Regions from separate parts of the Homo sapiens genome. Here region 2 is linked to region 1. Evidence: chromatin loops called from intact Hi-C (ENCODE). Cell type or tissue: PC-9. All regions are shown on one strand. Links, peaks and the distances in the headings refer to the core of each region. The heading gives the core; the rest is flanking DNA. Region 1 overlaps PRICKLE2 (prickle planar cell polarity protein 2). Region 2 overlaps PRICKLE2 (prickle planar cell polarity protein 2).

Evidence for each region. Hi-C counts contacts between places; a loop is a spot of excess contacts. Peaks named below come from ENCODE experiments on the same cell type or tissue, not always from the same donor. Only the 100,000 strongest peaks of a DNase experiment are listed, where the experiment ranks them.
Region 2: it touches region 1 in a loop (2.9-fold over the local background); 2 of 110 quality-filtered maps call a loop at or near these places.

The regions. Positions count from the first base shown.
Region 1 is chr3:64,172,846-64,175,765 of GRCh38, forward strand. The region is part of intron 2 of PRICKLE2 (prickle planar cell polarity protein 2); the gene reads right to left. It also overlaps the pseudogene PRDX3P4. Among named protein-coding and RNA genes, the nearest start is that of PRICKLE2-AS3, 13 kb to the right of the region's middle. In PC-9, for the core only: no CTCF peak of the experiment used is centred there; a DNase peak (open chromatin) is centred at 1,696; H3K27ac peaks cover 478 bases.
Region 2 is chr3:64,103,547-64,106,466 of GRCh38, forward strand. The region is part of intron 7 of PRICKLE2 (prickle planar cell polarity protein 2); the gene reads right to left. PRICKLE2-AS2 (PRICKLE2 antisense RNA 2) reads left to right here. Exons shown (of 4, transcript NR_046701.1): 2 at 947-1,187; 3 at 2,173-2,349; 4 at 2,468-2,812. Among named protein-coding and RNA genes, the nearest start is that of PRICKLE2-AS2, 1.5 kb to the left of the region's middle. In PC-9, for the core only: no CTCF peak of the experiment used is centred there; a DNase peak (open chromatin) is centred at 1,295; H3K27ac peaks cover 1,665 bases.

The DNA of each region.
Region 1 (2,920 bases), core at 268-2,767:
GAGATAACCAGGAGCATGCACAGAGAAAAGGCCATCTGCAAGCCAGGAAGAAAAGCCTCACCAGAAATCAACCCTGCTGACATCTTGATCTTGAGCTTTTGGACTCCAGAACTGTGAGAAAATAAATTTCTGTTGTTTAAGCCACCCAGTCTGTGCTATTCTGTTATCTGTGATACGCAAGTGTAAGGAACTGTTGAGTGCTTGTGGGGAAAGAACACACACATGAATGGGAAACCACCCCTAGGTGGAAAGAGGTTATATTTGGCAGAGGGTATAAGACAAGTAGACAAATGACTACAATACAAAGTTAAAATAATGCAAAAGCCATAATAGGTAGACAAAAACACTACAAAGATTCAATAAAAAATAAGTTAGGTACTGATTTGTAGCATTTGCCAATTTCCATAGGGTATGTGATCCCACTATGAATCCCACATTCAAGCTACCAATGTGATGTCATCGGATGTGGAACTGGGAAGAGCTATACATAGCATACCATCACACAGTACTCCCACTATACAGATATAATAGGCAAAACAGTCTCAAGAACATAGATAACAGTGGAATAGGATAAATTAAATAGGAAGTGATGAATTTCAAGTATTTATCATCTTTAAAAAATATAATTTATTTAATTATAAGTTTATATAATTAAATTTTCATAATGGCTGTATTTAACAATGGATTTACAAAATTCCTGAAAACTGACCAATTGGCTCTTGCAAGGCAGTATGAGGCCGGCTCTAGCATTCTGTCAGAAGCTTAAATGGCCAGTATCCTTGGCAAATTCTCTTTTAAAAAGTAAAAAGAGCAGTAGAAGAGCTGTAAATGAGATTAAACAGCTAAAGAGCACTTTGAAGAGTACGATGACAACTGATCTGTTGCCCAACTCTGTCTTCAACGGTCCCAGCAAATCACACATTAAGCCAAGTTGTCTATCTCAGCTGACACATACTTCAGAATAGTCACAGCTCTTCTGTCTCCCAGCCTTTTCCGAATCTCCAGAATTTTGCCCTTTCTCTAAACCACGCTTTTCTTTTCTCCCTCCTGTCTCCTTTCTAAACTCCCAGGAATAATAAGAACTGATGAACACTCACAATTATTTATGTATTGGCAGGTGTTTTGTTTTCTCAAAGTAAAGAGGATGTGAGTTAAACATAGTGTAGTTCCCCATGAAGAAGAAAAACAACAACAAAACCCCCTCCCAAACCTTAATAAAACTCCTTTTTTATGCTAGTACGTTGTTATCAAACTGTGTTCTAGTAGGTCAGTGATTCTTAATAGAGAAAAAAAAGATTCTCCACTTTGGGAATAGCTACTCCAGTATCAACTGAGTTAATATTTACCTACAGTATAGGAGAAAGAAACTGCATTTGATGTTGAATGTTTGAGTCCTAACCATGACAAATTCTAAGCGTGCAATATTTGGCCAAGTTAACTACCTACTCTGGGCTTCATTGTCCTTATCTCTAGGACTAGAATACTTGTATTCATCTCATACAGTTATTGTGAGGATTTAAAGTGATGAAAAGGTGGCTCCTGCAAGGCACTGAAGATGGCAGCCGCTGTGGGAAGGTTGTCCCTAGCTTCGGTTGACCGACATGTGCACACCATCCTGTCTCTGCAGTCCTTAGGCCTGTGGCTTCTGGGGAAAACATGCTTGACAAACATATTGTGGTCTGATTCTGGTCGAGCAGAATTCGCCTTTGGCACAATTTCCTCATACCATGCACTTGCTGTCACCCTATTTTAAAGGTACAGCCTTTGTCAATGCAGAGTTCAAAGATCTAAGCCTTGATGATAATGAGGGGAAATGTTTGGTGCTTTTCTCCTATCCTTTGGATTTCACCTTTGTGTGTCGACAACAATTTCTTGCTGTTAGTGATAAAGAATGAATTTTACAATGTGAACTGTGAAGTTGTTGCAGTCTTAGTGGATTCCCACTTTAGCCATCTTGCTTGGATAAATATACCAAGAAAGAATGGTGATTTGGGCCACATGAACATCACACTTTTCTCAGATTTAATTAAACACATTTCCTGAGACTATGGTGTGCTGTTAGAAGGTCCTGGTTTGCACTAAGAGGAGTCTTCATAATTGACCCCATGAATTTATCAAGCATTTGAGTGTCAGTGACCTCCCAGTGGGCTAAAACGTGGAAGACACCCTCTGCTTGGTAAAGGCATTCCAGTTTGTAAAAAAAACCCATGGAGAAGTCTGCCCAGCAAACTGGACACTAGAGTCTCCTACAATCAAGTCAAATCAAACTGTTTCCAAAGAATACTTTGAGAAGGTAAATCAGTGGATCACCCCATGTGTATCTGCACCTTCTCATCACAGAGAGGAACCCCAGTTGAAACCTGCTTTTAGCATTTCAAAGATGATTATTTTTGTAGAAGGCAAGGAACCTATTATGCTTGTATTCATGAACACTACTCTATATGTTTTGTTTTTGTAATACTGGCTAAGGTTTTTTTAAACATGGTTAGTTGCTAGTGTAAGGAGTCTTTAGTGGAAATATCTTGATGGCTAGCTAGTTAGTTTCTACAGAACACTAGTTCACCTACTTCTTAGATCGTGTCTTCAGTGGAAACACTCTTCTTTCTTGGCCTTATTTGAATATTTGTCTACACCAAAGTAGTACAACAAGCATTGCAAGCTTCTGATCAAGGGTCCCGAAATTTTCTTCTTGAATTTCTTCATATGAAACTGAATTGTTTTAAGTTAACAAAGATCAAAGCTTTAAGTTCCCTTAGATTTATAGTTTAGTCATTTTGTTCATTACATCTACATGCATTTCTAGATATTGACTGGTATAATTGATTATACAGGATATTTATTGAATCCAGGTATTGCATTTTGAAATTATTACAATTATTTTCTTTGCTGGTGTTCAATATAAAATGTAATAAAAATAAAC
Region 2 (2,920 bases), core at 253-2,752, 69 kb before region 1:
GCACTGCAATTGTTCTATAACTAAATCTGGATGGTGGCTGTAAAACAATACACATGTGTAAAAATTCACTGAGATGTAGTTTTAATATTGGTTTGCTTTATTCTGTGTAAATTATATCTCAATAAAATGGAGTAAAAGTAAAGCAACGTTTGGCCAGGTGTGGTGGCTCATGCCTGTAATCCCAGCACTTTGGGAGGCCAAGGAGGGTGGACTGCTTGAGCTCAGGAGTTCAAGACAAACCTGGGCAACATGGTGAAACCCTGTCTCTACTAAAAATACAAAAATTAGCTGGGCATGGTGGTGCGTGCCTGTAGTCCCAGCTACTTGGGAGACTGAGGTGGCAGTATCACCTGAGCCCAGGAGGTGGAGGCTGCAGTGAGCCGAGATTGTGCAACTGTGCTCCAGCCTGGGCAACAGAGCGAGCCCCTGTCTCCAAAAAATAAACAAATAAATAAATAAAAAATAAAACAATGTTTGTTAAAGGGTCAAATTTTAACATTGGATATGCCTATAAAGAAATTAATCAGCTAAATATCATATACTCCAGTAATTTTTTGTTTCAATTTCGTTCCTGGGATAACTGTCAGGGCAATAGCAGCTGGGGCCTCCAATCGCTTGCTTACTCTGCTGCTTATCTCTTACATACAAATCATAAAAGCCGATTTACAACAGCCTAATCACTTCCAGAGCCTCCCCAATATGAAAGCAGAGAGGAGAGGATAACAACCTAAGATGATGAATGAGTGGTTTGAGTGGATGAACTCTAGTAAGAAAGGAAAGAAAACATCTTCAAACTCATGTCTAGAAACAAAAGGTGGACACAATGATCTTTGCAGGGCTTTCCAACCTAGCTCTTGAGTAGAATTAGGGTCAGCATAAATAACTTAGCAAATACTATTAATTCCCCAGCATGCTGTTTTCCCGAACCTGTCTTTCATAAGCCCAGAAGTGAAATGTTTTTGAGAGCATCCTGCTTGTGAACAGATTCCTATTTCCGTGAGGAGGTGACCTCGAAGAAGAGCAGCTTCTATTCTGCTGGGAGGTGTACTGCCTTCTGGTATCAGGCTTCTGCATCCCGGGAAAGCTCGGGATAACCTGAGGCACCCCCTTGAAAAACAAAAGAGCTTGATCAGAGCAGGAGGGTCCTGTTGCACAAGCCCAGCATCTACTATCAGTTTCACCTAAATGTAAGCCATTCATTCCCCTGGACTATGTGTGGGTGGGACTGGAAATACTACCTGCTCACTCTAGAGAGGAGAAATGCCTCTCTTCTGATTCATTAACTCAGATTTTCCTCCAGGGTCTTCTTGCATGCAGGGCATGAACAGAAAGGCCAATGTTGACCAAAGATGAGCAATAACTGTGTACTTGCCTCTAGAAAGGGTAGTTCTGTGGTTACTTTCATTACTGGCAAAATCTAGAATCCTTACGCAGACCTTAAGGCCCTACGTGACTTGGCTCTCTTCTCTTTCTCCAAGATAATCAACTAAACACTCCTCCTCGCTTAACTCTGCTTCAGCTGTGCTTACATTCCTCCCTGTCTCCCCAAACACAACAATAAGCTTATTCCAGCAGGCCTTGGAAAACTCTTCCCTTTGCATGCCTGACTTCTGTTTGTTAAAGTCCTCGTGTAGATGTCACCTCCTCAGCAGTGTCATTTCTGAACACTCCTTCTAAAGTAGCAAAGTTAGTTGTCTTCTGGCCAACCACTCACTATTGCACTTGACCCTTTTTTAAACTACTCACCCTGACTTATTAAGGTCATATGTAAGTTTGTAGCTGAATGAATCCCCTGGGAGCCAGGATCTTCTCCCTACTCTTCACTGTATTCTTGCAGAGCTAGCAGTGCCCAGTACCCTTTGGTGCTCAATACATACTCATGGAATAAACGTAAATGGATTCTCATGTTACCCACAGCTTGGAAAAAAGCAACCACCCTCCAACCTGGAGTGGGTCAGTGCTGTGATCCACATGGGTGGGATTCCAAACATCCAGAAAAAAATACCATGATCACACCTGTCAATCTCCATCTCTGGTGATTCATTATATAGCCCACCATCTGGGGTTTCTCCAATTTTAAAGTCAAAGTACACGTGATTTATAATGAGCTCCCTGCACTGCAGAAATGTTTTCTCCTTACTAATCACAGCTCTGTTGATGTGTTTAAATTAGCAGCTGATACTGTCCCCAAGATGGAACTGTACTGTCACAGGTCACACTCCAACTTGAGAAGCACTCCTTTCCCCTCTAACTACGAACAGAACTGGAGAGCTACTTTCTGGCTGGGTGACTTGGGGAAATTTGTAAACCTCTTGAGATGCATCAGTAAGATGGGCATAATGACAGGAAGTGAGTACTAAAGCTGTAGTGATGATTAGATGAGGAAAAATATATCTTTCCTTTTTAAGGTTCATCATGACTATGGTGCATCTGTGTAGTTGTTGTTTCATCTCTGTCTTCTTGACAGATCAGCAGCTCCAAGAGGGCAGAAACTGTGCTCCTGTTTGCTAGCCCTGACCTCATACCTGGTATTCAGTATGCAGGAAGAAGGTTTAGTAAGGCCTAAAATTCCCCAAGGAAAGAAAGCATGCCTCAAGACTGTGAATGCCCTCCAGACATTTACAACTCATACTGATGATTTAGCTCCCTTTCAGTAGGGTCTTTCCTATATTATTTATTATTTATGTGCTGGGGCAGAGACATGAAGAAAATGGAGCTGTTTAGAACAGGAGTTTGCAAACTGCAATGGCCAGTGAACCAAATCCAGCTCACCGCTCACTGCCTGTTTTTCTAAATAAAGTTGTATTGGAACACAACCACACCTATTCATTTGCATATTGTCGAGGGTTGCTTTCTGGAGTTGGGAGTTGTGACAGACTGTATGACCTGCAAAGACTCAAATATGTTACAGGCAAACAAA